Linked DNA regions of Homo sapiens: region 1 is linked to region 2. Evidence: read pairs that join two places in POLR2A ChIA-PET (ENCODE). Cell type or tissue: Caco-2. All regions are shown on one strand. Links, peaks and the distances in the headings refer to the core of each region. The heading gives the core; the rest is flanking DNA. Region 1 overlaps LOC105374745 (a long non-coding RNA gene). Region 2 overlaps LOC100506639 (a long non-coding RNA gene).

Evidence for each region. ChIA-PET counts read pairs that join two places held together with the same protein. Peaks named below come from ENCODE experiments on the same cell type or tissue, not always from the same donor. Only the 100,000 strongest peaks of a DNase experiment are listed, where the experiment ranks them.
Region 1: POLR2A ChIA-PET joins it to region 2 with 5 read pairs; 17 of 35 experiments call an interaction of 5 or more read pairs at or near these places.

What each region holds. Positions count from the first base shown.
Region 1 is chr5:42,952,669-42,968,775 of GRCh38, forward strand. It overlaps LOC105374745 (a long non-coding RNA gene), which reads left to right. Exons shown (of 3, transcript XR_925964.3): 1 at 1-6,404; 2 at 7,656-7,844; 3 at 11,643-13,302. Among named protein-coding and RNA genes, the nearest start is that of FLJ32255, 33 kb to the right of the region's middle. In Caco-2, for the core only: no CTCF peak of the experiment used is centred there; no DNase peak of the experiment used is centred there.
Region 2 is chr5:43,069,495-43,085,601 of GRCh38, forward strand. All of the region lies in intron 2 of LOC100506639 (a long non-coding RNA gene), which reads left to right. Among named protein-coding and RNA genes, the nearest start is that of ANXA2R-OT1, 10 kb to the left of the region's middle. RefSeq lists enhancers at 4,319-4,820, 4,393-4,687, 4,821-5,320, 8,614-9,167. In Caco-2, for the core only: a CTCF peak has its summit at 4,542 (motif pointing right); DNase peaks (open chromatin) are centred at 4,587, 8,167, 8,267 and 9,717.

The DNA.
Region 1 (16,107 bases), core at 4,004-12,003, 120 kb before region 2:
CTGTGGCCTCTACCCACTCTCGATTCCCAAGGCTGTTTTTCGGGCTTAGGGAAGTCTGTTATATTTTTATTTCTGCTTCTTTCTTTTCTTTCTTTTATTTCTTTCTTTCTTTTTCTTTCTTTCATTCTTTCTTTTTCTTTTTCTTTCTTCTTTCCTTTCTTTCTCTCTTTCCTTTTTTTCTTTTTCTCTTTATTTCTTTTTTCTTTATTTTTTTTTTTAACAGTATCTTGCTCTGTTGCCCAGGCTGGTGCAGTGGCGTGATCACTGCTCAGTGCAGCCTCGCCTTCTTGGGCTCCAGCTATCCTCCCGCCTCAGCCTGTGGAGCAGCTGGGACCACAGGTGCGCGACACCACACCCGACTAATTTTTTGTAGTTTTTGTAGGGTCTCGTTTTGTTGCCTAGGCTGTTCTCGAACTCCTGAGCTCAAGCAGTCCGTCCGCCTGGGCGGACTAATATCACAAAGCGCTAGAATCACAGGCATGAGCCACCGTGCTGGGAGGGAAGTCTGTATTGTTGCTGCGTTCAACCCAGTGCATAGTGCATGAGAAGAGGAGGCAGTTTAGGGGCCCAGAACCAAGCGGATGGGGCTGGTTGCAGGAACAAAGTAAAAACCATTCTGATTGCCAACAGCTGCCTACGCAGGAAACACCCTTCCAACCTCCGTGGCGGGGCTCTCCCAGGCCACCCCTCGGTCCCAGAGTCTCCTCCCCGTCCAGAGCTCTCAGGATCCTACAGAAGGGGCGGACAACTCTTCCCTTCCAAACTGGAAAGTCGGCCTAGGTTTCCGAGGATAATGAAAGGCACAGCGTTTTTTGACCTCGACTTCAGGCCTGACCCCCCACTCTCTCGGTCCCGTACCTCTTCTGCGGGATGTAACTCTGTGGGAACCGCTCCTTTATTCTGATGATTAACTGTCTGATATCCTTGATATTTGGGGATAGTAGATGAAAGAGAGCAGGAGAGAAAAATGGACGGCAAGACTCCAGCTCAGAAGGTGGGAATGATGGCAAAAGTCCGCTACCTCTCCAAGCCCAATAAACATCTCAAACTGCTCTACACTTTTCTGTACCCTTGATCTGTGAAATGGATCACTGACGTTTTCTGTCTTTCGGGAAATGCAAAGCAGGCGAATTTTCAAGCGCTTGAATTCCCTCTTTTTCCTACTTTTCAGTCAGAGTGGAGCTAAAAACTCCTTCCCCATAGGAAATATGGAACTGCCTCTGCCCGGAAGAAAAACGTCCCTTTTCCCTAAGCTTTCACATTTCCCGAAAAATCTACACATCCGCATGAAATCCTCACAAGAGACCTACAGACCCTACCGGGAGCGTTCCTGTCACTACAAAAAATTTAAAAATTAGCCGGATGCGGTCGCGGGTGCCTGTAGTCCCAGGTACCAGGGAGGCTGAGGTGGGAGGATCTCTTGAGCCCAGGAGGTCCAGGATGCAGTTAACGATGATCCTAAGACCACGAGGCAATTGGAGGATCCTCAAATACCAGGGAGAAACTAGCTAGCAGACATAGTATGGTGGGAGGGGAAGATCAAGGCAAATGCCTTGGGAGTGGGTGAGAATTGCGACTTCATATTGGATCTCCTGACCTGTGAAGGCCCTTTTCTAGGCTCCTCTGGACCTGTCCTCTGCCCAGGTTCAACCAGAAAAGGATGGAGTTTGTTGCATGGTATCATCAGGGTGAGGTTGGGAGATGATGCGGGAACGCTCATCCCTGGTCTTAGGAACGGGAGAACAAAGGAAAAATGGCATCATTTCCACCTAAAAAGTTACAAGCACTTCACCAGAAGGAACAGCCCAGGCGGAGCCTTTGTAAAAGAAAAGCCCCACCCACTGCTTCGCACTCCTCATTTCCACCCAGCAGAGCATTTTAGTGACAAAGCTGAGCGGGAGCCAGAGTTCACTCCTGTAATCCCAGCACTTTGGGAGGCCCAGGCGGGAGGATCACTTTAACCCACGCGTTCAGGACCATCCGAAGCACATAGCAAGACCGTGCCACTACAAAAAATTTAAAAAATTAGCGGGATGCAGTCGCGGGTGCCTGTAGTCCCAGCTACCAAGGAGGCTGACGTGGGAGGATCTCTTGAGCCCAGGAGGTCCAGGCTGCAGTGAACGATGATCCTTCACGGCACCACTGCACTCCAGCCTGGGTGACAGACTGAGACTTTGTCTCAAAAAATAAAATGAAATAAAAATACAGCCGAGATTAGGAACTCTTTAAGAAGGGGTCACCTGAGACATTATTAGTATACCATTAACAGGAGAAAATGCTGCAAATTAAAGTATCATAATGGTAGGAGGCTACCCATTTAAAAATATATACCTGTTTCAGAGACACTAAAGTGAGAAAAAATTTACTCTAGAATTGATTAAATTCAGATATCCACTGCTTTATTTTAAACCTTAAGTGCCATTTTAGTTTATTTACCTCTTAGAAATAGCATGGAGATTGGAGTTGTAATTTTTTAATATTTATTTATTTATTTATTTAGAGACAGAGTCTGGCTCTGTTGCCCAGGCTGGAGTGCAGTGGTGTGATCTCAGCTCACTGCAGCCTCTGCCTCCCGGGTTCAAGCTATTCTGAGGCCTCATATCTGGGAACCTGCCCCAATAGTCACATAGGTTCTTTTCTATTTTCCCTAAGCATCGGCCGGTTTGAGAAATAAAGGGACAGAGTACAAAAGAGAGAAATTCTAAAGCTGGGTGTCTAGGGGAGACCTCACATGTCAGTAGGTTCTGTGATGCCCCACAAGCTGTAAAACCAGCAAGTTTTTATTAGGGACTTTCGAAAGGGGAGGGAGTGTACGAATAGGGTGTGGGTCACAAAGATCACATACTTCACAAGGTAATAGAATATCACAAGGCAAATGGAGGCAGGGCGAGATCACAGGACCACAGGACCGGGGTGAAATTCAAATTGCTAATGAAGTTTTGGGCACCATTGTCATTGATAACATCTTATCAGGAGACAGGGTTTTGAGAGCAACTGGTCTGACCAAAATTTATTAGGCGGGAATTTCCCCTTCCTGATAAGCCTGGGAGCACTATGGGAGACTGGGGTTTATTTCATCCCTACAGTCTCGACCATAGAAGACGGCCACACCCAAGGGGGGCATCTATAGACCCACCCTCAGGTGCGTATTCTCTTTCCCAGGGATGTTCCTTGCTGAGAAAAAGAATTCAGCAATATTTCTTCCATTTGCTTTTGAAAGAAGAGAAATATGGCTCTGTTCCGCCTGGCTTTTTCCCAGCGGTCAGAGTTTAAGGTTATCTCTCTTGTTTCCTAAACATTGCTGTTATACTGTTCTTTTTTCAAGGTGCCCAGATTTCATACTGTTTAAACACACATGCTCTACAATTTGTGGAGTTAATGCAATTATCACAGGGTCCTGAGGCGACATACATTCTCCTCGGCTTACGAGATGACAGGATTAAGAGATTAAAGTAAAGACAGGCATAGGAAATCACAAGGGCATTGATTGGAGAAGAGATAAGTGTCCTTGAAATCTTCACAATTTATGTTTAGAGATTGCAGTAAAGATAGGCATAAGAAATTATAAAAGTATTAATTTGGGGAACTAATAAACGTCCATGAAATCTTCACAATCCACGTTCTTCTGCCATGGCTTCGGCCGGTCCCTCCTTTTGGGGTCCCTGACTTCCCGCTACAGCCTCAGCCTCCCAAGTAGCGGGGATTACAGGCACCAGCCACAATGCTCAGCAATTTTTTTGTATTTTTAGTAGAGAGGGGGTCTCGCCATTTTGTCCAGTCTGGTCTTGAACTCCTGACTTCTATATGATTGTATTTGTTTTTTCACAATGTAGTTCAATACATTGAAATGGTTGGGCAAGTGGCAAAATCATATTCCTCACTCCTCTGGTTTTTTATAAGGTTCAATTTATCATAAATACTTTCCACTTCTTGCCTCATCTTTTACTTCTCCTCACATATTGAGTGGTTCATGGCACAAAAATCATTATTTGTGACAGACACTGTGCCAACTGTATTTTGTGCTTTATCTGATTTCATTCTCAACTGAAAACTGCGGCAAGCACATGCTTTGTACTGGGCTTGCTTCTCATTTCCATTTTGTAGATACACACCCTCACTTAGGGAAGTATGAGTTTGTACAGCTCTGCCTGTGGCTGAATAGATAAATGTAATTTTACCATTCAGTGTTAAATCAACTTTTAGTGTAAATTTAAGGCCCATCTTCTAACATAGGGGTACGTGTGATTTTACTGTGTCCCTTCTCCCTAACACTCCAGTTCAAGATAGCAACCTAAATTCTGAGTTGATTATTCTGGACACACTCCCTCAAAATGCGACTGTAAGACACCAGAATACACCACCCCAGTATGCCAATATATCAATATACCTCTGGCGTATTGATTATTTCAGGCCAGGCATGGTGGCTCACACCTGTAATCCTAGTGCTTTGAGAGGCCAGGAGTTCATGAGCAGCCTGGGCATGTAGGGAGACCCATCTCTATAAAAATATTTTTAAAAGATTAGCTGGGCATGGTGGCATGTGCCTGTAGTCTTAGCTGCTGGGGAGGCTAAGGCAGGAGGATGGCTTGAGCCCAGGAGTTTGAAGTTGCAGTGAACTCTGATTGCACCACTGCATTCTAGCCTGGGTGACAGAGTAAGACGCTATCTCTTAAAAAACAAAACAAAACACTCACGCCTGTAATCCCAGCACATTGAGAGGCCAAGGTGGGCAGATCACTTGAGGTCAGGAGTTTGAGACCAGCCTGGCCAACATGGTGAAACCCCGTTTCTACTAAAAATACCAAAATGAGCCAGGCGTGGTGGCACGCAGCTGTAATCTCAGCTACTTGAGAGGCTGAGGTGGGAGAATTGTTTAAACCCAGGAGGCAGAGGTTGCAGTGAGCCAAGATCGCACCAAACCACTCCAGGCTGGGCAACAGAGCAAGACTCCATCTCAAACAAAACAAAACGAGATGAGAGAAAAACCTCAACCTGTACACCTCTTTATGACAGAACAACACAGAAAGAGAAAGACAAAGAAAAGACTACTCTAGGAGGAAATGGATGAAACAATATGATTCTTACCACAAAGTACCAGAAAGTACACCATAGTCAATACACCAGCACTGGTCACACAAATCCTTTTCTCCCATCAGTCAAAATTTTGGACAGGAAAAATGAACAGAGTGATATTTACTGTCTACTTGACCAAATTCCACAGAGAGGGGCCTGGAATCTGACTGGTAAGAAATTCTTATCCTTAGGCTGGCTGATTAGCTCCTGGTTTTCCTTAACTGTGGGCTTCCAAAAGAGCCAACCTTTGGGTTCCTGCTTACAACACCAAATTTCTAGGGGCCAAGGGAAATCTTTCTCTTAGCACTCTGAAAGTTTGTTGTAAAATCGACTTGCAAAAACAGAAGATTAACAGGAGAAAACACATACAAAATGTATAATTGCCCAAACCCCCAGTGAGGTGCAGGAGCTTATATATCATCTTGAGATTACAGAAAGAAGTGGATCATGGCAGAACTGGTTATAGGAGGGAGAGAAGATGAGGTCTGCTAGCAATGGTAGTCTTGTTATGTACATGAAACCTCACAGATAGCATCCCTCAGAGAACTGTTTCCTTAAGACCTTTAAAGGTGTCAGACTCTCATTAATCCTTCCTACATCTGGAAAAGAGAAGGCCTGTATATATCAATGCACGATGGCATTGCAGGGCTACTTCTTTTGCTGCCTCTGACAGCCATCTCAAAATATGTCAAAGAAATATATTTTGGGGTAAAACATTTTTCTTTCTTTCAAAGTGGAATATTAAGCGTACGTCTCTTATAGATACACTTTTAAATAAATAAGGGAATCCACTTTTTCTAATTTGTTAAGATATTTTTTGTTTTAATAATGAAGAGAGGTTAACTTTTAAAAAGGTTTTCTACATCTACTGATATTATCATGTGGTTTTATTTCTTTTTACTGTTAATGCGGTGAATAATATTGATTGATTTTCAAATGCGAGTTCCTGGAGTAAATCCCACTAGGTCATGATGTATTTTTAAAATATATATATTGCTGGATTCAGTATGCTAATGCATTATTCATAATTTTTAACATCTGTGATCATGAGAGACATTGGCTGACCAAAAATGGGAAATTGACAAGAGTAATAAACAAAATGGGCTTACAAATATTCATACTTGCTTGATACTTAAAAAGGCCTTTTAATGTATTTTTCTGCCCCACTCAAGCAGACTTTTTAATTTCTGGCAAGAGGTCTCATTCAGGCTGTTCAAAGGTCAATATTAATCTGAATCATTCCACATTTGTAGGCATCCTCATTATCTTTTCAATACAGATTGAATTATTGGGGATTCAGACAGCAGAGGAAAAAAGTCAAAGCATATAAGGTAAGCAGAGCAGCATATTTTATTGGTCTGGCTTCCCTAGGAAGCATTAGCTAAAGTGAAAACTTATGTGAGACTTTTTAATTCAAAAGTAGTTTTTTTTTTTAAGAAAGTGGAATTTAAGAGAGGGAAGTGGAACAGGAAGGGGTAAGGGGCAATTCAATGCTGTGCTACCTCATTGGCCCATGTGGGGTATCATGCAGGGCCACAGGCAAATTAACCATGCAGGTAAGGAAGCTTAGCTTTTAGGAGTCCTTCGAACAGGTCTGTAATTTTGTACTGTAAATTTTTATTCTTTTTTTTTTTTTTGAGTTGGAGTCTCACTCTGTCGCCCAGGCTGGAGTGCAGTGGCATGATCTCGGCTCACTGCAACCTCCACCTCCCAGATTCAAGTGATTCTTGTGCCTCAGCCTCCCAGTAGCTGGGATTACAGATGCCTACCACCATGCCCGGCTAATTTTTGTATTTTTAGTAGAGACAGAGTTTTGCCACATTGGTCAGGCTGGTTTTGAACTCCTGACCTCAGGAGATCCACCTGCCTTGGCCTCCCAAAGTGCTGGGATTACTGGCGTGAGCCACGGCACCCGACCATCTTTTTTAAAAAGAGAATCCTCTACTACTTGTGTGAACATTAGGTTCTACGAACTGAACCCACCCTGAACATAACTGTTTGCTTGATCACATGGAACCATCTTCTGGGAAGCCCTGACTATGACTGCTTCTAAGAATAATCCATTTAGAAGGAAAGAAAGGAGAAGAATATATCCACTGTGGGAGAAATAAAACAATCCTGACCACGAAAAGGCCCCTGACTACCCAGTGGAGAGAGAGAACACTAATTGAGTTAGCCTTAACAGATTTACATGCATGTAAGGTAGCATGACAACAACTATAAAGCTGGGCCATATCTCATGTGTTTTGAGCAGAGCCTCAGGAATTATGAGAACTTCTTTTACTGCTTCAAAAGAAAAGAAGGCACACTTTGTGACAGTTTCCTGTATACTGAGAGACCCTCAGCTCATCCTGTGGGTGCTTTTTAAAAACATCTGGATGTTATTTTCCTATGGTCTTGGGTAAATTCTGGAGACTGGGCTTAATCCCTAGAGATATTATATTTCTACTGGTAGAACAAGGATTTAGAGTTACCATGTTGAATGTAATATCACTGTTTTATTTTCTTCATGGTTTTTAGGAACAGAAACACACTCAGACATGAAAAATTGTCCTGGTTTAAAAGGGTTCCTTTCCTTACAGGTGAGTAAGAATTGTCACTTCCTGACAGGACCAGGAACATCAGGATATTTGGAGAATCTTAACAAAAGGAGAATTCATCCAAATCTCTAGGTATTGCAGGCAAAGTATGATAGCAAGATCCTGGTTTGGTTTCCTAGCATCTGGACGCTTTTAAAAGTCTAATTTGAGATTCCTTATGAAAATGTCCAGGTAAGTCAACTTAAAGAGAGCCTACACTGCAGCATAAGTTCCTAGTTATCATTGCTAAAGTAAAGTTATCATTGCTGAGAGTACCATATCATCCTCTGGAGAAACTGAACCTCTATAGAGTTAGTTCTACTTATAGTGCAAAACAGTGCTTCAAGTTAGAGTCAGCATATTTACTGATTCTATGCAGTAACCAGTGTTATCTATGTTTCTCCAGACTTGTCAAATTATACCTTTTTCTTTAATCAGGGTGGGCTCATAGTTGTCACAATTTGTGTACTAGGGGTGAGAGAAACTGTGGTTCTTCTCTCTAAAGAGCTCGAATTTTGTCTGACCTCGTTTTCTTTTTTTTTCTTTTTTTTTTTTTTTCAGTGTTTCTTTGTTGCCCAGGCTGGAGTGCAATGGCATGACCTCAGCTCACTGCAACCTCCACCTCCCCAGTTCAAGAGATTCTCCTGCCTCAGCCTCCTGAGTAGCTGGGATTACAGGCATGTACCACCGTGCCTGGCTAATTTTGTATTTTTTAGTAGACACACGGTTTCTCCATGTTGGTCAGGCTGGTCTCGAACTCCTGACCTCAGGTGATCCACCCGCCTCAGCCCCCCAAAGTGCTGGGATTACAGGTGTTAGCCGTGGCGCCCAGCCCTGTCTGACCTACTTTTCAAAACCAAAAAGATGAGCAATAAGAGGGCAGTTAATTAGCAAGACCTCCTTCCCTAAGATCTTATTCTAAGGTTGGGAGATAGGACAACAGACAGGAAGAAAGACGTCAGAAATATACATTTAAGAGAAAAATGTTCTTTTGGCAGGCCTAAGACATTTTCTATTAGAGTGTGTTAAGGGTCTCTACTAGCATCTTCAGATTGTTCTGTCATCACCACCAGTGTTTTCTGAAACCCTCCTCCTTTTCCCACCCCCTCCCTCCCACTCCAGAAAAACCACACACAAGGTTAAGCCTCCTATCCAGTGTCTCCTGGAAGTCTAAGGAAGTCACAGGTGCCTCTGTGGTCTGGGGATCCCAGTCTTGGAATGGGAGTGAGTTCTGGGACAAAGGTGAAATCAGACATGGTAAATCAGATACCTAGCCTGTTGTAGGCTGGTGGTTTAAATGTTAGGATTCTGGCGTGATCCTGCTGTGGTTCAAATTTCTCACCTCTTTGACTTTCAGAAGTTAGTTTAATCCTTGTGTTTCATTCCCATTGTTAGTAAAACCAGATATAATTGCGGTACTCATTATATCAGTGAGGTTAATGGGTATCCTTCCTTAAGCATAGTCTAGCACCATTTAAAATAATAAATATTAACTAGGATTTTATTCTAATTACTCCTTTCCAGCAATTCTGGGGGCTAAGTTTTCCCCAGTGTTAGTTCTGTAGTGCGTGAAAGCTCAGACTTTCTTCTCTGGAAGCTACTTTCTAAACTCCTTTCACCCCACCTCTTTATTAACTAAGATATCCACCTCACCCTTTCCATCTTTTCCTGTCACCAACATTCTCTGTGCCTCCCTCACTGTTCTGAGGCTGTATCATATCCAGAAAATAATCATCAGTCATTTCATAGTAAATTGTAAGAGCATTGCTAGTGTTCACATGTTTAATCACGGGATGATACTTCTGCCATTTCATCCTCAATTCTGATACCTCCAGTTCGTGTTTGCTTATGAAACAGGGACCACTTGAGGGACTGATGAGTTTGTTGCATGTTGTAGGCACTGATGTGCTTTTATTTAACTACACTGGTTTTCTGGTTTTATCATTTTTCTCATAGTTGTCACCAACTTGTGGTCTCATAATTGTTACCAACTTGTGAAGTAGGGGTGAGAGAAACTGTGGTACTTCTCTCTAAATAGCTTGAATTTCGTCTGACCTAGTTTTCAAAAGCAAAAAAAAATGAACAGTAACAGTGCAGTTAATTAGTAAGACCTCCTTACCTAAGATCTCATTCTAAGGTCTGAGAGATAGGACAACAGACAGGAAGAGGGTTGTCAGAAAAATACATTTAAGACAGAAATGTTCGGCCAGGCACCGTGGCTCATGCCTGTAATCCCAGCACTTTGGAAGGCCAAGGCGGGTGGATCACGAGGTCAAGAGATCAAGACCATATACAAATACAAAATTAGCTTGGCGTGGTGGTGCACACCTGTAATCCCAGCTACTCTGGAGGCTAAGGCAGGAGAATCACTTGAACCAGGGAGGCGGAGGTTGCAGTGAGCCAAGATGGTGCCACTGCACTCCAGCCTGGTGACAGAGCAAGACTCCGTCTTGAGAGAGAGAGAGAGAGAGAGAGAAATGTTTTTTGGCAGGCGTTAAGACCCTAATGGAACACATGTTTAAAAAAAATGGTGGGGGGGGGAAGAGAAAAATCATTAAAGATGAAAAATTGCCAGAAATTCCCCTGTGTACTTTTCCCCTTGCCTCTTACTTTCTGGTTTCTGAAACAATAACTGATCAATGGGGTGTGGTGAGGGAGTAGAGAAAGAATGAATAGCCCTGAATGCACTGATAATAGACTGCTTGCCAATAACCACTGATAGAGTTTGAATACAATTCTACAATGGGAAAAAATGTTTTTAAACATATGTCTGATGAAGGATTGCTATCCAGAATAAATTAACACTTTCTAAAACTCATCATTAAAAAACAAACAACCCATTTCAAAAATGGGCAGAGGACTTAAATAGACATTTCTCCAAAGAAGACATACAAATGGCCAATAAGCACATGAAAAAAATATGTCCAGCATCACTAATTCTTAGGGAAATGCAAATCAAAACTACAGTGAGATACAGGTACCACTGCACATCCACTAGGATGGCTACTATCAAAAAAAAAAAAGATAATAAGAGTTGGCAAGGATATAAGGAGTTTGGAACCCCTATGTATGCACTGTTGTAAGCATGTAAATTGGTACAGCCAATGTAGAAAACAGAAAGTTCCTCAACAAATTAAAAATAGAATTACCATATGACCCAGCAATTTCACTTCTGGACATATACTCAAAATAATTAAAAGCAGAGTCTCAGGAAGATATTTGTACACCCAAGTTCATAGCAGCATTACGCATAATAGCAAAGATGAGGAAGCAACTCAAGTGTCCATTCACACATGAAAGGATAAGCAAGACATGGTACATATAGACAGTCAGCCTTTAAAAAGAAGGAAATGCTAATATGCTACATCACAGATGAACCTAAGGGACATTATACTAAATGAAATAAGCCAGGCACAAGAAGACAAATACTGTATGATTCCACTTACATGGGGTACTTAGGGTAGTCAACATCATAGACACAATGCAGAAAGGTGGTTGCCTGGCATGGGGGAGAGGAAAGTAGGGAGTTATTCTTTAAAGGATACAGAGTTTCACTTTTAGAAGACACAAAGAGTTGTGGAGATGGATGATGACAATGGTTGCAAAGCATTATGAACTGTACACTTAATGGTTAAGATGGTAAATTTTGTGTGTATTTTACAGAGAGAGAGAGAGAGAACTGGGCACCCGCTCTTGCATTCTCTTCACTAAAATCCCAAATGTTCATTTACAGATAGTCACCCATAAGCGTTTTTCTCCCAGCAGAACAGAATTCCAGTCTCTGCTCAGGAGTAGCAATCTGACTTGGGGAAATGATAAACTTTCTATAAACCAGGGTCCCCCAGAACAGCTTTCTCTTCATAGGCCCAGTACTAATTTTTCTTTTCATCCCCTGAGACAAACTATTTGTCTCTGGATAGCTTTCACATGAGATGATAGAACTTGATGTTAATGTCATTAATTCTGTTTTCATATGCAATCTGCTTCTAGGATTAATGTCACCAGCCAGGTTCCTAACCTATGTGGAACACCCAGGGCCAGAAGAGTCTAAAATTGCAAAAGCTCGTGGCTCCTGAGTCCAAGAGTTCCTGGTTTTCCTGGACACAAGCGATAGCGCAGCACTTTCTTCCCCATGTGCCAGAGGCCTAGGGTTCTGCAGAAGAGGCCCCAAGGCCCCAGACGCTGCAAGCCCTAAGCTCAGTATATTCTAGGCCCTGTCCTCTCACTTTCTATTTCTTGTGTGGCCCCCAAACTTGTGCCAGCTATCCTGGAACAGCCAAGAATTCAACTGTGACCTGCTTCCTCCCTCAACCTCTTCTCCCCAACCTCCCCACCACACTTCTTCTTTGGGAAGATTTGTAAAAATTAAGGTTATTATATCCATGTAACTTTCTGTATTTCTTTTAAACTCCTTGTGCTACTAAGTCACACAGGTTTGACTCCTGGATCTAAAAAAGTCACCAACTCTGGCTAAATCTTAAACATTGACAGCAATTGAAGCCTCATCTTCAGACCTAGGAGAAGATGAAAATCAGAATAAGCTGCAGTCATAAGACATGGGTCCAGAAATTAAAACTATTCAACCCCTCTAGTCCCAGGGACTATTGCAGAAGAAGTGGGTGTGTGAGCTTGTAAGGATCCATTTTAAGAGATAAAATTAATTCAGAGTTTCTCTATAAATTAAACAGTTGCATTTGTTGTTGTTTTGAGACAGTCCAGCTATGTCATCTGGGCTGGAGTGCAGTGGCATTATCCTGGCTCACTGCAACCTCTGCCTGGCAAGATTCCTGGCACCTCAGCCTCCCAAGTAGCAGGGACTACAGGGGTGCACCACCATGCCTGGCTAATTTTTGTATTTTTATAGAGACAAGGTTTCACCATGTTGCCCAAGCTGGTCTCAAACTCCTGAACTCAAGATATCCGCCTGCCTAGGCCTTCCAAAGTGCTGATTTTACAGCTATGAGCCACCGTGGCCAGCCTATAAATTAAACATTAATGTCAAAGGAACACTGATGCAAGACAAGCATGTGGGTCCCTGTGTCAGATTAACAATGTTTTCTTGGAGCATTAACACATTCCTTACTTAAAAATTATGAAAGGTTATGAGAAGGTTTACAAAAATTATATCTTACACTCAAGATTATTAAAATTTAATAGATTTGTCTGTAAATTTAATTGACTTCATCCTGTCTTTATTAGGTTTTATTGTTTGGGAAAGTAAGTCTCAAAGAGTAAAAGTTTTTGCCTTTTTGTTTTTAAAATATTTGAGTTACCACTTTGACTAAATGAATGACTTATTTTACAATGACCTGTGATGCTATTTTGTGATATTGTGTTTTCAACCTTTGATGTTTGACAAACTTTCCAAAATCTAAATCTAAATTCAGGGCTTTGGTCTCACTAATTTTTTTGACATTACATCCCCTGAAATCCAAAGAGACATATTTGGCTTACTTGGTATAATAAAATCTTCGTTATCAAATATGAAATGATGTGTAAACTTTTTTGGCTTGTATTTATATAAATGTGTTATTAGTATGTGTTCCAAAATTGTATGAGATTCTTGTGATTCTGATATGTCTTAGAATATGTTATCAGAACTAATTATGATTATTATATTAAATTGTTATGTGCCGTAGATACAACCAAATTTCCTTGTCAATTGTGTCTTTAACCATGGCTGTTCTAATTCTTTTGTCATCCACAATCATTGTTTTACTTTGATCCTTTCTTAAGGTGGTTTATAATCAGTTATAGAGCTCTGAGGACTACTCTTTCTTTTTCTTTCACTTTTATTTTTAATGAGATGGGTTCTCGGTCTGTCACCCGGTCTGCAGTGGGGTGGCATCACTGTTCACTTCAGCCTCAGTCTCCTAGGCTCAAACAATCCTCCCACCTCAGCCTCCCAAGTAGCTGAGACTACAGGTGCACACCACACACCCAGCTAATTTTTAAAATTTTTGCAGAGATGGAATCTCCCTATGTTACCCAGGCTGGTTTCAAACTCCTGAGTTCAAGCAATCCTGCCACCTCAGCCTCTCAAAGTGCTGGGATTACAGGCATGAGCCACCACACCCGGCCTTTTAATACATTGTCTCTTCATTAACAGATAGTAAGTGTCTATATTGTGCTACAAAGTGATCAAAGTTCCAGACATAAGTGATCAACAAGCAGAAATGGACTTGGCCATAAAGTGTTTGACACAATCAGGGGCTGAAAAAAAATAAAGCAGGAAGCATGACAACAAATAAATAAGACAGTGTTTATGTGATAAATGCTATCAAGAAACCTAACGCAAGTTAGATGGAAAGGTAACTAGGAGGATGCTATATTAGCTAGTGTAGTAAAAACAGAATTATCAGAGATACTTCCACTTTGATAGGAATAATGCAACGAACAAAGCAAAGAAAAAAAAAATCCGGGCCAGGTGCAGTGCTCACCTATAATCCTAGCACTTTGGGAGGCCAAGGTGGGCAGATCATTGAGGCCAGGAGTTTGACACCAGCCTGGCAAACATGATGAAAATTCATCTCTACTAAAAATACAAATAAATCAGCTGGGCATGGTGGCCCGCACCTATAATCCCAGCTACTCAATGGCTGAGGTGGGAGAATCATTTGAATATGGGAAGTGGAGGTTGCAGAGAGTCAAGATCACACCACTGCACTCCAGCCTGGGCAAGAGAGCAAGACCCTGTCTCAAAAAAAAAAAAAAAAAAAAAAAAATCTGAAGGTGGAGTTACCATCATGAGAGAATATAAATTACAAAGATTCTAAGACTAGAACAACTTTAGTATGGGCTGGGCATAGTGGCTCACACCAGTTATCCCAGCACTTTGGGAAGCTAAGGCAGGAGGATCACTTGAGGCTAGAATCCCAAAACCAGCCCAAGAAACATGGTGAAACCCCATCTCTACACACGCAAAAAAAGTTTTTAATTACCTGGATGTGGTGGTGTCCACCTGTAATGCCAGCCACTCAGGACGCTGAGGCAAAAGGATTGCTTGAGCCCAGGAGTTGGAGGCTGAAGTGAGCTATTATGGTACCACTGCATTGTAGCCTGAGCTACAGAGTGAGAGGCCCAGTCTCTAAAATTAAAAAAAAAAAAAAAAAAAAAAAAAAGTTGGCCAGGCGCAGTGGCTCACACCTGTAATCCCAGCACTTTGGGAGGCCAAGGCGGGCAGATCACAAGGTCAGGAGTTTGAGACCAGCCTGGCCAACATGGTGAAACCCGGTCTCTACTAAAGATACAAAAAATTAGCCAGGCATGGTGGCAGTCACCTGTAATCCCAGCTACTTAGGAAGCTGAGGCAGGAGAATCGCTTGAAACCTGAAGGCAGAGGTTGCAGTGAGCCGAGATAGCTATTGCAGTCCAGCCTGGGTGACAAGGCAAGACTCCATTAAAAAAAAAAAAAAAAAAAAAAAAAAGTTTATTACCATCAGAGTGAACAGGCAACCTACAGAATGGGAGAAAATTTTTGCAATCTACTCATCTGACAAAGGGCTAATATCCAGAATCTACAATGAACTCCAACGAATTTACAAGAAAAAAAAACCCCATCAAAAAGTGGGCAAAGGATATGAACAGACACTTCTCAAAAGAAGACGTTTATGCAGACAAAAGACACATGAAAAAATGCTCATCATCACTGGCCACCAGACAAATGCAAATCAAAACCACAATGAGATACCATCTCACACCAGTTAGAATGGCGATCATTAAAAAGTCAGGAAACAACAGGTGCTGGAGAGGATGTGGAGAAATAGGAACACTTTTACACTGTTGGTGGGACTGTAAACTGGTTCAACCATTGTGGAAGATGGTGTGGCAATTCCTCAAGGATCTAGAACTAGAAATACCATTTGACCCAGCAATCCCATTACTGGGTATGTACCCAAAGGATGATAAATTATGCTGCTATAAAGACACATGCACACGTATGTTCATTGCAGCACTATTCACAATAGCAAAGACTTGGAACCAACCCAAATGTCCAACAATGATAGACTGGATTAAGAAAATGTGGCACATATACACCATGGAATATTATGCAGCCATAAAAAATGATGAGTTCATGTCCTTTGTAGGGACATGGATGAAGCTGGAAACCATCATTCTCAGCAAACTATCACAAGGACAAAAAACCAAACACCGCATGTTCTCACTCATAGGTGGGAAATGGACAATGAGAACACATGGACACAGGAAGGGGAACATCACACACGGGGGCCTGTTGTGGGGTGGGAGGAAGGGGGAGGGATAGCATTAGGAAATACACCTAATGTTAAATGACGAGTTAATGGGTACAGCACACCAACATGGCATATGTATACATATGTAACTAACTGCACGTTGTGCACATGTACCCTAAAACTTAAAGCGTAATAAAAAATAATAATAATGATAATTTTTTAAAAAGTTTATTACAGCCATGGACAGAGAGAAAGCAAATAAC
Region 2 (16,107 bases), core at 3,593-11,592:
TGACCTCAAGTGATCCACCTGCTTCGGCCTCTCAAAGTGCTGGAATTACAGGCATGAGTCACAGTGCCCAGCCGCAAAGTATATTTTTGTAAAATTTCATCAAGATAAATCTGGCTAAACCAATAAACTAATAATAACAAAACTTGGGTTATTGTTGACTAAAGGAAGGTGGCACAAAATGGAAACATTTTTAAACATTCAAAAAAAAAAAAAGACTGGTCAGGCGCAGTGGCTTACACCTGTAATCCCAGCACTTTGGGAGGCCAAGGTGGGCGGATCATGAGGTCAGGAGATTGAGACCATCCTGGCTAACACGGTGAAACCCCATCTCTACTAAAAATACAAATCCTGGCTAACACGGTGAAACCCCGTCTCTACTAAAAATACAAAAAATTAGCCAGGCGTGGTGGCGGGTGCCTATAGTCCCAGCTACTCGGGAGTCTGAGGCAGGAGAATGGCGTGAACCCAGGAGGCAGAGCTTGTTTGCAGTGAGCCAAGATCGCGCCATTGCACTCCAGCCTGAGCGATAGAGCAAGACCCTGTCTCAAAAAAAAAAAAAAAAAACAAGGATAGTCTTTACACAGAAGTGGTATGCACAGGTGAATTGTCTGGGAAGTCAGGATGTTGCACAGAAGCTATGCAAGTCATAGATTAGAAAAGCAAGAATCCACATTCATGCTTTCCAGCATAGATGAGGAGATACTTTTTCTCCACCTTCTTAGATTCAGTGGCTGGGCAGAGAGTGCTGTGAATTCATCTGACAACAGGCAGATTAACACGAGAAAAGGAATATAAGTTTTTTATTTTTTATTTTTTTATTTTTTTGTTTTGAGACAGAGTGTCACTCTGTCTCCCAGGCTGGAGTGCAGTGGCTCACTGCAAGCTCCCACCTCCCGGGTTCACACCATTCTCCTGCCTCAGCCTCCCAAGTAGCTCAGACTACAGGCGCCCGCCACCATGTCCAGCTAATTTTTTTTATTTTTTAGCAGAGACAGGGTTTCACCTCCCAAAGTGCTGGGATTACAGGCATTAGCCACCGCGCCCAGCCAAGTTTTTTAATGTTTAATCTAATGTGCATGGAGGCATCATAGAAAGAACTGAATATCCAAAAGTGTGGTGAAATTTGAGACTTTAGATACCATCTTAATGATAGTGGCAGGAGGCAGACAAATCCTAGGGAGACAAGGGTGGGTCCCTGGTGAAACCCCACCTTCAAACCAAAGACAGTTTAAAGCATGAAAGCCAAGCTACAAGTCTCCAGTAAATCCATGGACCGGATTAAGAATCTCTCTTCCCCTTTAGCACACTTCCCTCTGATTGATCCACACACTTCACTTAGTGCACTTTCCTCTGATTGATCCCCACACTTCACCTATTTTACATATACCTGCCCTTCCCTAATTGTTTTTTTACACAGTTGTGCCCACCTTTGAGTGGTGCTTTTGTTTTAGCCTTTTTTGCATATGCACAAACCAATCAGCATGCACTCCCCCATTCTGAGCCTATAAAAGCCCCAGACCCTGCCACATTGGGAGAGAGACCACCCAACTTCTGGTGGGAAACCATCCTCGAATCCCCTCTCCACTGAGAACTGTTTTGTGGCTCAATAAAACTCCTCTCTGCCCTCCTCACTTTTTGATTTTCAGCATAACCTCATTCTTCTTGGATGCAGGACAACAACTCGGGATCCACCTAACACGGGTACAAAGAAGGCTGTAACACGGGAAGCAGCTGTTGGGCCAAACCAGCCCTGGAGCTGTAGGCCAGAGCAAGACCACAGGACTGACAGAGCTGTTAACACGCTGACATCTTTCGGGCTGCAGAGGGCGGGACTGAAAGAGCTATTAGCATGTTGTAACACCCACTCTGGGGCTTTGGGGTCACGGGCATCCCTGTTTGGGTGCCATCACATTCCCCTCATCTGGATGCCAGAGTCCACCATAGGAGTCACTTGCAACATGCCTGGTCCAGCCACAAGTCCCACACAGAGCCTGCTCCTGTGCTGGTGCTTGGAGCTACCAGTGGAACCCCACACTCACTAGCTCACACACCCCTCCTGCCAGGGGCTGAGTGCACAGTCATGGTGGCCACAGGATCTGCACCAGAGGACATGCCAGGCACAGCCCAGCAAACCGAGTAGATGGGGCATCTCCTGTGGTTAGCCTGGGCTCCAGCAAGGCCTAGGTAGGGCATCGCCAGCCAGAGGTCTCTGGCTGGCAAAGTTGCTGAGAAACATCCTATGTCATTAAGGAGATGGGGAGGGGCAGAGGGGCACTTATGGAAATATGAATGATTTTTTTTTTTGAGACAGAGTCTCTCTCTGTCGCCCAGGCTGGAATGCAGTGGCGTGATCTTGGCTCACTGCAAGCTCTGCCTCCGGGGTTCATGCCATTCTCCTGCCTCAGCCTCCCGAGTAGCTGGGACTACAGGTGCCCGCAACCACACCCAGCTAATTTTTTGTATTTTCAATAGAGACAGGGTTTCACTGTGTTAGCCAGGATGGTCTCGATCTCCTGAACTCGTGATCCATCCTCCTCAGCCTCCCAAGGTGCTGGCATTACTGGCATGAGCCACTGCACCAGCCACAAATGATATTTTAGAAGATAAATGGTCCTTTAGAAGAATAGATAAAAGATATGACAGTTTTTAGAGAATGTCTTTTTTTGGGTAGGGTGGGTGTAATCACCCAATGGTTTCATCTTGCCCATTGTCCACAAAGGCCAATGCACTGAGAACAGCAGCTTTTTTGCAGCAAAGAAAGACTTCAATAATTGCAGGGCTGGCCAAGTGGAAGGACAGGAATTCATTCCCAAATCCACCTCCCTGAGAATTCTTTTTTTTTTTTTTTTTTTTTTTTTTTGAGACGGAGTTTCACTCGTACTGCTGCCCAGGCTATATAGTGCAATGGCACCATCTTGGCTCACCACAACCTCCGCCTCCCAGGTTCAAGCGATTCTCCTGCCTCAGCCTCCCGAGTAGCTTGGATTACAGGCATGCACCGCCACGCCCAGCTAATTTTGTATTTTTAGTAAAGATGGAGTTTCTCCATGTTGGTCGGGCTGGTCTCAAACTCCCGACCTCAGGTGATCCTCCCGCCTCGGCCTCCCAAAGTGCTGGGATTACAGGCATGAGCCATGGCACCCGGCCAGGCTGAGAATTCTTAAGACAGGATTTTTTAAGGATAGTTTGGTAAGCATGGGGCTAGGGGATGGGTTGATGTGTTGGGTACTATGGGGAACGTGGAAGTGGAGAATAGTGTGGACTTTTGAAAGGATGTCTGCCTAGGAGTGGAGTTGGGCATGAGGGCAGGACTAAAAAAGAGTGAGTGAAGGAAAAGGTATGCAGGGAGCAGAAGAGTGGAGGGGTGGCTCGGGGTTTGGAGACTTGCCCGTCAATTCCCACAACAGAGACTTGGGAGGACTGGGTGGGTCCTGAAAAATTAGGTAAAGCAGAGTAGGTTGCCCGGTATTAAATAAGAAAAAATACTGGCCTACCTGCCACCATCAGGGTTACCCTTGTCTTAGATGAAGCAATGGTAGTTGCCGGGGCGTCCATTCCAGGGCCCCATCAGTCTTCAGTGGCAAGGCCAGTGAGATCCGAGTAGGAGGTTTTGGCCAGCTCAGGAAGGGATGGGAGTGGTCCTTGTGGGGGCCGCTCACAGTCCAACTTCCAGTGGGGTCCTCTGCAGAGGGGGCATGGCCTGATGGGCTTACCTGGGTTTGGGCATTGTCTAGACCAGTGGCCTTCATTGCCATACTTGAAACATGCGCCAGGTGGAGGTGGATTGCTAGGAGGCTTCTGTGTGGAGCTGCGGCCCTGTGGGCCTGCAGGGCCCCGGATGGCGGAGTCAAGCATTTGAAACTCTGCATGTTTTTGCCTTTTATTTTCCTCATCACGATTGTTAAAGACTTTGAAGGCTAAATTAAGAAGGTCTCGTTGTGGGTTTTGAGAGCCATCATCAAGCTTCTGTAGCTTACGCCGAATATCGGGGTGGATTGGGACATGAACTAAAGGTTTAAAATAGTGGTTCCTTCTGGGCTGGTTGGGTCTAGGTTGGTATATTTTCTCATGACTTCAGTTAAACAAGAGAGAAAAAGGGCTGTTTTTTCGTCAGGATCTTGGGGGATTTCTGAAAGTTTTTCATAGTTTATCGCTTTATGGGCACCCTTTTTGAGTCCTGCAAGGAGACACAATTGTGGTCTCAATGGTAGCGTCCAGAGGCCCTGTCTTGATAATCCCAGTGGGGGTCCTGGTTGGGGACTGCCTGTGCGCCAGTAGGCTGGGCAGGAGCTTGGTGATAAATTGATCAGCATGCCCCTGAGCTAGGGTCCAGATATGGTCCCGGTCTTCTGGGGTGAGGGTGGAAGAGAGGATAACGTAGAGGATATGCCAGATTAGTTCATAAGACTGGGTAAGGTACTGAAACTCCCTAATATAAGAGGTCAGGTCTTCTGGAAATGAACCCAGTCTTTTGTTAATTTGAGAGAAATCAGTGAGGGAGAAGGGAACATGAACTCTAACAATACCTTCAGTTCCTGCTACTTCCTGAAGAGGGCACTCTAGCACAGGCACTAAAGTAAGGGTGGGGCATGGCCAAACATGGCACCTGAACAAGTGTGGATGGGAGAGAAGGAAGAACCTGGAAGTGGTTCCTGCTGAGTGTTTGAAGGGGAAAGGGGGATTGAGTTAACAGGTAGTGGAGGATAGATAGGGGCGTAAGGTGGTGGGATGGGTTTACAAGCCTCAGGAGAAGGCAGTAGGGGAGGAGAATGGGTACAGGCAATACTAGAATTGTCCTGAGGAGGGGGCGGTGTAGGAAAAGAAGCAGATACTGCTGACTGGGAAGATGGTGGCTGGGAAGATGGCGGTTGAGAAGACAACGAGGAGGCTTGGGCTAAAGAAGACGATTGAGAGGAAGAGGTAGGGGTTGGGAGGGGTGGACAGCAGTCTGCTGGATCTAACGAGGAAAAAGAGGTAGGGTTGGGAGGAGAAAGACAATCAGGGTGGCAAGAATGGAGGAGAAGGATTTGAACAGGTGAGCAAGAATTGCAGAGGTCGGGTTGTGATCTGAGTGCAAAAAGGCCTGGACATAAGGAATTTCTCCCCATTTCTCTAGTCGTTGTCAATAATTGCTTAACTCAGTTAAAACTGTAAAGTCGAATGTTCCATTTGCGGGCCATTTGGACCCATTATCCAATTCGTATTGTGGCCAGACTGAATTGCAAAAAAAGACAAGGCGCTTAGGGTGGATATTTTGCCTGAGGCCTAAGGTTTGCAGGTTTTTTATGGGGCAGCCTAGAGGGCTGTTTTTTGGAAGGGAGGACCGGGAGTTTCCCATAACAGAGGGTAGGCTCAGGAGAACAGGGAAAAAGGAGACCGTCCTGGACGGCCAGAGGGAGACAAAAGGAGCAATCATCATCACCGCTGCCTTTTTCATTCCTGGAACGGGATCAAATGGATTAGAGGCGTCTCCCTAAGACCAGGTGATGGGATGATCAGCGAGTACCTGGCACACGCCGGAGCCTTGCTGGACCGACATTGGATTTTTGGACCGTAGACACCAAGAGAGGCCATGTGGCTTTTCCCTTGTTAACTGGGCTCCTAGGGAAACTTACCAATAGGCAAGGCCAGTGACCAATGTGCATGCACAGAGAGGCAACTGGAGGCTGAGGAGCTTCCTTTGTCCTGCTGCTGTGGCCTGTTCTCCAGGGTGGAGGGGTAGGTCCATGGGGGATGTGGACCAGAGCCCCTCCCCGGTTTCGGCACTAGATGTAAGGTTCTTGTGTTGGTTCAAACCCTGAGAGCACGCCAAAAGACAACACGAAGTGGTGTGGAGCAGCAACATGCTGTTTTAATGAGCACGTGAGTGCAGGTGGGCTGAGGCCTAAAATGGCATCAGCCCCAAGTGAGGACGGTACAGGGGGTTTATAGTCCTCTGTAAACAGGAAGTGTCCCAGTCTAACATGACTGCTATGTAGTACGCGACGGCCTCTTTCTCGATCTTCAGGGGTACGTGTCTTCTGGCCAGGGAATGTGTCTTCCGGCTGGCTCTCTTCCTGCTTCTGCTATCTTGCTGACACACGCTGCTGGTGCAAGTGGCGTTGTGCCTTGGGACTGGGCCTGAGAAGGGGGGAGTTACTCATCCCTTCAAGCTTTGGGTCCCCGGGGAGAATCTTTCAAGTATGAACCTGGCCTTGTGAAAGCAGAGCTCCAGTTACACAGTGTATCCCGAATCCATGAATGTTATGATGGTGCTAATTTGAACCACTAAGAGGCCTTGTGAGAGTCTCTTCTTTCCCAGAAAATGTGGGGAACACAGAGAGTGTCTTTCTGGATAGACATACCCAAGAAACTTCTGCTGAGGAAAGTGAAAGCAAAGATACAACTTATCCCAGAAAGGGGAGTGCATATGTAGATGGTGATAAGTAATATAGCCTGAAATATTCACATGGATATAATTAGAGTTAGGGTTATAGTTAAGGAGGAAGGGAAGGGAGACAGAAAGAAAGCAAGTAAGAAAGGAAGCAAGAAAAGATAAAACTGTGTCCAAGTTTCTTACTTGTATTAAACAGAGTGTTTTTCTAGATATTGTTAACCAAGATAAGGAATCCCTAAAGAGAGGCAGGCTTGATTTAGAGCTGTCTGAGGGCTTCCAAAAGAGCTGTTCAGTGAATAAGAAGGAATCCAACCATGGAGCATCAGAGTCTAAGTTGGATGTATAGGTTTGTGTGTCTTCAGTATTGTCTTGTATTTTAAGACAGAATTAGATGTGCCCATCAGAAATGAGTGTATGGCATGAAAAAGTTGCAGATGGTAGGCCGCAGTGAACTCCAATTGTTTGGAAGGCTTAACTTGAACCTTCCTAGGCTAGAGAATTTTAAATGACTGAGATGTTTCTAATGTGCCTAGAGCTTCTTTTCTAATGAGCCCAGGGAGGGCTAGAATCTCTATCAGAGTTAGTCTGGGATGTAAAGGGGATCAGGATGTGCCACCCCAATATATGCCACTTTAGCCTATGGATTATTTTGAGCAGTTAAAAAATTAGAAATAGCAGGCCTGGTGCAGTGGCTCATGCCTGTAATCTTAGCACTTTGGGAGACCGAGGCAGGTGGATCACCTGAAGTCAAGAGTTCGAGACCAGCCTGGCCAACATGGTGAAACCCCATCTCTACTAAAAAAAAAAAAAAAAAAAAAATACAAAAATTAGCCAGGCGTGGTGTGGCACGCCTGTAATACCAGCTACTCAGGAGGCTGAGGAAGGAGAATTGCTTGAAGCCAGGAGGTAGAGGTTGCAATGAGCCAAGATCGTACCACTGCACTCCAGCCTGCGTGATGGGAGCGAGACTCCATCTCAAAAAAAAAAGAGAAAAAAAGAAATTAGAAATAGCAGACATATGAGGATCTCTGACCTCCCTTTCCTGCTGAAAAGCAGGGCATACATTTTGCTTTTGTAAAAAAATTTGCATTTATAAAAGCTTCCACCTCTCCCCTACCTGGAAGAGAAGGAAACTCTTCTACTCTAATACTTGAAGGGGGCCTGCCTCTCCACACCTGTGGGTATTTCTTGCAAGGTGGAGACGAGACACTGAGAAAAGAAATAAGACACAGAGACAGTATAGAGGAAGAAAAGTGGGCCAAGGGGACTGGTGCTCAGCAAGTGAGGACCTGCACCAGCATTGGTCTCTGAGTTCCCTCAGTATTTATTGATCACTATCTCTACTATCTTGGCGAGGGGGATGTGGCAGGACTATAGGGTAATGGTGGCCAGAGGGTCAGCAGGAAAACATGTGAGCAAAGGACTCTGTGTCATAAATAAGTTTAAGGAAAGGTGCTGTGCCTGGATGTGCACATAGGCCAGATTTATGTTTGACTTTACACAGACATCTCAGTGCAGTAAAGAGCAGTATTGCCGCCAGCAGGTCTCACTTCCAGCCATAAGGCAGTTTTCTCCTATCTCAGTAAATAGAATATATGATCAGGTTTTACACTGAGACATTCCATTCCCAGGGACAAGCAGGAGACAGATGCCTTCCTCTTGTCTCAGCTGCAAAGAGGCCTTCCTCTTTCACTAATCCTCCTCAGCACGGACCCTTTATGGGTGTCGGGCTGGGGGATGGAGGTCTTTCCTTTCCTACAAGGCCATATCTCAGGCTATCTCAGTGGCGGGAAACCTTAGACAATACCCAGGCTTTCTTGGGCAGAGGTCCCTGTGGCCTTCCACAGTGCATTGTGTCCCTGGGTACTTGAGATTGGAGAATGGTGATGACTTTTACCAAGCATACTGCCTGCAAACATTTTTACCAAGGCACATCCTGCACAGCCCTAAATCCATTAAATCTTGAGTCAATATAGCACATGTTTCTGCGAGCACAGGGTTGGGGCTAGGGTTACAGATTAACAGCATCTCAAGGCAGAAGAATTTTTCTTAGTACAGATCAAAATGGAGTTTCTTATGTCTTCCTTTTTCTACATAGACACAGTAACAGTCTGATCTCTCTTTCTTTCCCCCACAATGCTTGTTTGAGGACATGTATTATCACCAGAGAGGACTTGAAACTGCATAACAAACCGTACTTGCCAGACATTTCCTAATCACCTTCTCACTGTTTACTCCCTCCCCCTATAATCGATAATCGCAAAGCTTCCTTTCCCTTTGACTATTCTATTCTCTTCACAATTTATCACCCCTTGTTAAATGGTATATAAGCCCCCAGCCCTAAACTCCTACTTGGGTTTTCACTTCTCTTTTGTGAAGCCTCATTATGTATGCAAAATAAAATTTTTCTACTGTTAATCTGTCGTTTATCAGTTTAAGTGACAGGCTGGGGCTGGGCGCCGTGGCTCACGCCTGTAATCCCAGCACTTTCGGGAGGCCGAGGTGGCCGGATCACGAGGTCAGGAGATCGAGACCATCCTGGCTAACACAGTGAAACCCCGTCTCTACTAAAAAATACAAAAAATTAGACGGGCGTGGGCCGGTCGCGGTGGCTCCCGGCTGTAATCCTAGCACTTTGGGAGGCCGAGGCGGGCGGATCACGAGGTCAGGAGATGGAGACCATCCTGGCTAACACGGTGAAACCCCGTCTCTACTAAAAATACAGAAAATTAGCCGGACGAGGTGGCGGGCCCTGTAGTCCCAGCTACTCGGGAGGCTGAGGCAAGAGAATGGCGTGAACCCCAGGGGGCGGAGCCTGCAGTGAGCCGAGATTGCGCCCCACTGCACTCCAGCCTGGGCAACAGCGAGACTACGTCTCAAAAAAAAAAAAAAAAAAAATTAGCCGGGTGTGGTGGCGGGCGCCTGTAGTCTCAGCTACTCGGCAGGCTGAGGCAGGAGAATGGCGTGAACCCCGGAGGCAGAGCTTGCAGTGAGCCAAGATTGTGCCACTGCACTCCAGCCTGGGCGACAGAGCAAGGCTCTGTCTCAAAAAAAAAAAAAAAAGTGACAGGCTCTACACACTGAATTTAAGAAGGTAGAGGTCGGGTTTTTTCATCATCTACAAAGGTACTCTGCTTCTAAAATGAGTTAGAACAATGGATTTGACCACAATCAGATGGACATTAAGGGTAAGAAAGAAAAGTGGCTCAAAGCAGCCTGAGGAATGTAAAGTATGCAAAATTTATCAGGCTCAGAGAGACTTGAGCAAGAGCCTTCAGTCATATCCCTCTCAGCCATACCCAGGAATAACTGTTTCAAGGCATTTTGACAGGGGCGGCGACTCAGCTCTTGCCTGTAATCCCAGCTACTCAGCAGGCTGAGATGGGAGGATCACATAAGCCCAGGAGTTTGAGACTGCAGCAGGCTATAATCAGGCTACTGCATTTCACCCTGGGCAACGGAGAGAAAACCCATCTCTAAAAAAGTTAAGATAAATAAAAAATAAATAAGCAAAAAATAAATTTGGAGCCGGGCGCGGTATCTCATGCCTGTAATCCCAGCACTTTGGGAGGCCGAGGTGGGTGGATCACCTGAGGTCAGGAGTTTGAGACCGGCCTAGCCAACATGGTGAAACACCATCTCTACTAAAAATACAAAAAATTAGCCAGGTGTGGTGGTGGGCGCCTGTAATCCTAGCTACTCGGGAGGCCGAGGCAGGAGAATCGCTTGAACCCAGGAGGTAGAGGTTGCAGTGAGCCAAGATCGCACCATTGCACTCCAGCCTGGGCAACAAGAGCGAAATTCCATCTCTAAATAAATAAATAAATTTTGGTGGTTTTTTTTTTCTTTCCTGTTGTTTCCAGACTAATAACCTAAAATGTTACCACAAGTTGGGCAATGTGAGTCTCACTCATTACCTTCTTTTTCCTGAAATTAGTGACATAAAGAAAAATGTATAGCCAACAATAGCTTATGTTATTTTAATAAACCAATGTAAAATTTTGTTTGTTTGTTTTGTTTTTGAGACAGAGTCTTGCTCTGTCACCCAGGCTGAAGTGCACCCAGGCTGAAGTTGGAGGCTATGGTGAGCTGCACCACTACACCACTATGGGAGGCCGAGGCGAGTGGATTGCCTGAGCTCAGGAGTTCGAGACCAGCCTGGGCAACGTTGTGAAACCCCGTCTCTACTAAAACACAAAAAATTAGCCAGGCCTGGCGGCATGTGCCTATAGTCCCAGCTACTCAGGAGGCTGAGGCAGGAGAATTGCTTGAACCCGGGAGCTGGAGGTTGCAGTGAGCCGAGATTGCGCCACTGCACTCCAGCCTCGGTGACAGAGTGAGACTCCGTCTCAAAAAAAAACAATATAAGGTGAAGGCCAAGCAGGGTGGCACATACCTGTTGTCTCACCTACTCAAAAGGCTGAGGCCAGAGGAGGATTGCTGGAAGTGAGTTCAAAGCCAGCCTAGAGAATATATTGAGACTCTGTCTCTAAATTTTATATATATATGGTGAATTCACCTTTACCATATCTTTTATGTATAAGCAATGGGATTGATTAGCAAGTAATGGGACTCTGAAATCAAAGGGGTAAATTTGGGTAGATCTTTATAAATATAATAACCTTGAACCCCACAAATCTCTCTAAGCGTCCTTTAAAAAATAGACTTTCTGTCTGAGTAGGTGAGTCCTTTTTTTTGTTTGAAGATACTAGAAAGCTCTTACTTGAGACAGCTCCTAAAAGAATGTCAATTCAACAGAAGTCTCATAGCCAGTATAACTAATTCTAACCCCCTAACTAGAGTCAGATACTAGGATACCCCTAAGGGACAACAATGAAATCTGAATTTGGGTGTCATTGCTTACATATCAAAACAGTTGCAAGAGACAGTTAATTTATATTTGCAGAAACCATATGAATTTGTATGAAAATGATTTTTTAAAGTGCTATATCAAGAAAACTAGAACATAATGCAGAACAAATAAAATTTACTTATATGGGTGCCAAGAATAGAAATTCTGGGTTCCGCATACATCAGCATCTAGAAGAATCTGCAGTAGGTATGGATGGTTGATTGAGGCCTTTATTCAATGGTAGTCTACAAAGAATAAGACAGAAGTAAGAACTTTCCTGTTAAAATGGAAAGATAGAGTAAACAAGTTTAGGAATATCTCATAAGCCACTGATTCCATTCTTAGGTCTATATCCAAGGGAAATTCTTGCACATGCACACAAGGAAACATGGAAGAGAATGTCCATATATGTACTGTTCACAGTAACAAAAATTTGCTGAGGAGGAAGGAACTAAAACTCCAACAATAGGAGAGCGGATAGAAAGGAACATATTATATTCACAGAACGGAATATTTTACAAAAATCAGAATAAACTACAACATTACTCAAAATCATGGCTGCATTATAGCAACATAATATTCAGAGAAAAAGTTTAAAAGACTACATAGAACTGTCAATTGAGGAAAATGACAAGATAAGTCTCAATCATTTTAGGAGGTTTATTTGCCAAAGTTAAGGACATGCCTGGGAGACAGGTCTATGCCTTTCTCTGATGATGATTTTGAGGGCTCCAAATTTAAAGGGGAAAGGGCAGGATATTGAGAAGCGCACAGTTTTCACATAAACCAAAGGGGCAGAGGAAAAATATGGGGAATCTGCATTTTACATAAGATAACAGACAAAATGGGGTAGAGGGAACAATCAGATATGCATTTGTGTCTGGCGAGCAGGGTGACTGCACATGTAAAGATAAGCTATCAATTTGCATTGCCATGGTGAAGTTTTAACAGCTCACCAGGAATTTCCCTGTGGGCAAAATATGGGAGAGGCATGTAGCTTTTCATCTTGTAGCCATCTTATTTAGGAATCAAAAGCGGGAGGCAGGTTTGTGTGACCCAGTTCCCAGCTTAACTTTTCCCTTTGGCTAAATGAGTTTGGGGTCCCAAAGTTTAATTTCCCTTCACAGAACACAGTTTTATTTTATAAAATTAACAAAAACACACAATATGTAGATACATATTGATAAAAATAAAACTATGTAAAAAGGTAAACAACAGAATATTCAATTTAGTAATAAAATAACCAACTGTGGATGGTTATCTTGAATTGAAGGGTTGGAAATAAGGGATACAGGAAAATCACACACAATAAACTAAATTGGAAGATGGGCCTAATGCTAACACCAAAAATGGACCTCTTGACGGCAGAATTGCATTTATCTATCCAGCCTCAGGAAGAGTTACACAACCTCAAGTTTCCTCAAGTGAGGCTGTGTGTCTATGAAATGTGGGGCATGGAGAAGCAAGCATAGCACAGTTTTCCAGGAGGCGCTGGCTTAATAAAAGAGGGTGGAATGTGAGGGGCCAAACTTTTCATGTGTAGATCCCCTCTCAAACTCTACAACCAGATAATTCATTAGTTTAGTGGTGAGAACTAAAAGATGAGACATGAAACTAAAGTTATTCAGGTATAATTGTACCTTATAGAAACTGGACAAGGGGGATGCCACTTTTCCCACTTATACAATCATTCAGTGTATTGAACTACCCTGTGAAAAGATAAGTACAATTGCATTAATAGATTAAGTAAACTACAACAAGGTATGGGGTCACACACCTGTAGTCCCAGCTACTCAGGAGGCTGAGACAGGAGGATTGGTTGAGCTCAGGAGTTAAAGGCTGTAATGAGTTATAATCATGCCACTGCACTCCAGTATGCGTGACAGAGTAATACTTCATCTCTTGAAAAATAAAGAGAGAAAAGAGAGAAAGAAATTATAGCTTCAAACTCTATGCTATTTTGAAGACATAAAGTAAAATGATAAAAAGAGTTGAAAATAAAGGAGTGGACAAAGATACATCTGAATCTAATCAATTTTTTGAACTTTTATTTTAGGTTCAGGGGTACATTGGGTATATTTTAGGTTCAGGTGGGTGGAGGGATGTCCTTTAGTTCTGTCCTTTGTCCAGTACCCATGAAGATAAGCTGTTAATTTACATTGTTAGGGTGAAATTCAACAGAACTATTTTAGGGTACAGATATCAAGGTCCACAAGAAATTTCCTTGTGAGCAAACTGAAGATGGTATATAGCCTTTTGTCTTTGTAGCTCTCTATTTAGAGGAAAAAATAAGAGGCCATTTTATGTGACTTGGGTCCAAGCTTGACTTTTCCCTTCAACTTAGGGAATTTGGGGTCCTAGTATTTTTATTTGCCCTTCCTAGCTGTTATATGTAAGTTGCTCTGGTGATTTTTCCTGAAGTTTATATTGCCTAACTTCAGTTGGCAGGGCTTTAAGAAAAAGCACAATTTTAATCTTTAGTGAGTCTAACCAAGAAAAATGGAAACATCAGTTCAGAGACTTGTAGAGACAAAAATATTTAGTATTTGGTCTAAATTGTAGCCAAATAACAAAAACTCAAAAACAATGGGCAGGGCTAGAGTCTAATAACAGGTGTACTATAGTGTTTTTTCTGAAATGCAATTTTTCTTTCTTTTTTTTTTTTTTGAGATGGAGTCTTGCTCTGTTGCCCAGGCTGGAGTGCAGTGGCACTATCTCGGCTCACTGCAAGCTCTGCCTCCTGGGTTCACACCATTCTCCTGCCTCAGCCTCCTGAGTAGCTGGGACTACAGGCGCCCACCACCACACCTGGCTAATTTTTTGTATTTTTAGTAGAGACGGGGTTTCACCATGTTAGCCAGGATGGTCTCGATCTCCTGACCTCATGATCCACCCGCCTCGGCTTCCCAAAGTGCTGGGATTACAGACTCGAGCCACCGTGCCCGGCCCCCGCAATTTTTCTTTCTTTAGTCTCTCATTTATACCAAAGACAAATCATAGTAAGACTAATTTACTTGTAAAATGTTTTAGTCTTACTATATTTGGCCTGATTCTTTGCATAAAGTATAGCAAGAATAGTGATTAGTGATGTAGGCATTTTTTAAGTTGGTGTTGCTAGAACTTTTTTTTTTTTTTTTTTTTTGAGATGGAGTCTCTCTCCGTTGCCCAGGCCGGAGTGCAATGGCGCGATCTCTGCTCACTGCAACCTCTGCCTCCCAGGTGCAAGCAATTCTCCTGCCTCAGCCTCCCAAGTAGCTGGGATTACAGGCGCTCACCACCGCACCTGGCTAATTTTTATATTTTTAGTAGAGACGGGGTTTTGCCATGTTGGCCAGGTTGGTTTCGAATTCCTGCCCTCAGGTGATCCGCCCACCTCGGCCTCCCAAAGTGCTGGGATTACAGGCATGAGCCACTGTGCTTGGCCACTAGAACTTTTTCATAAGGAATCTCAGGTTACACTTTTAAAAGCTTCTTAAAGCTGAGAAGCCAAGCCAAAGATTTGCCATCAGACTGTGCTTATAAAACCAGTGTATAAAACTGTGTAAAATATGTGTGTATAAAACCAGTGAATTCCTCTCTTTTTGAGGTTCCCAAAATATCTGGAGAGTCCTGGGCCTGTCATAAGGTGATGTTATTTACTTACCACAAGATCATCAGGAACCTCGTAAGGGAGCCATGTAGATGAGGCACCAAGCCAGTCTTTCCAAGGGGCTTTTTATTTGCTCTGTGAAGACAACCTAAATTGCTCAAAGCAGTCTGGTCATATCCAAAAATATATCATTCCAGTTAAAGCCTTGGTAAAATAACCAGTATATCCAATTGTGAGCTGTTACAAAAGAAAGCAGATTCTTACTGTGTATGCAAATAACTATATTGCCATAAATTAAGAATACTCACGAATAGCTTCCAAATTTTGGAGAAATCAGGTAGAGAAAGGTAAATGTTTCCTTGTTTTTTTTTTTTGTTTTTTTTTTTGAGACAGAGTCTCGCTCTGTCAACAGGCTGTAGTGTAGTGGCGTGATCTCGGCTCACTGCAACCACCACCTCCCAGGTTCAAGTGATTCTCCTGCCTCAGACACCCGAGTAACTGGGACTACAGGCGCGTGCCACCACACCTAGCTAATTTTTGTATTTTTAGTAGAGATGGGGTTTCACCATGTTGGCCAGGATGTCTCAATCTCTCGACCTCGTGATCCGCCTGCCTCAGCCTCTCAAAGTGCTAGGATTATAGAAGTGAGCCACCACGCTCGGCAAATGTTTCAATTTTATTCACAAAAGTATACTTTACCCAATTGTTGTAAACTATAAATATTAATGTTTAAAATAAAATTTTTCTTGACTCAAAAACAAAACAGGAAAAGAATCAGCAATATTTTAAGCAAAAAAGTTACAAAAATTATTTTAGTCTTTTATCAGTTTAGTTCCATGTAATTCATTCCTGTTCTGCTTGAAGTTATCAACTTTCATGAACCTATTAACTTTGTTTACTAGAGTCTTGAAAAATTTCACATTGTTCAATGTTATGATCTCCAAAGTTATCAAAAACCTGTATTCAAGAGTACTTGTCAGGATCCTTATGAATTTTTTTGAAGAAGAATCAAATTTTGGACTATAGCTGATTATAAACTGTCTTTCAAGAAGAATGAAAATAAAACAATAAATGTCTATGGATGGCAAAAGACTTAGAATAGCCGTAATTAAAGACACAATTGACAGCCAGGTGTAGTGGCTCATGCCTGTAATCCCAGCAATTTGGGAGGCCAAGGTGGTCGGTTCACAAGGTCAGGAGATCAAGACAATCCTGGCTAACATGGTGAAACCCCATCCCTACTAAAAATACAAAAAAAAAAATTAGCTGGGCATGGTTACAGGCGCCTGT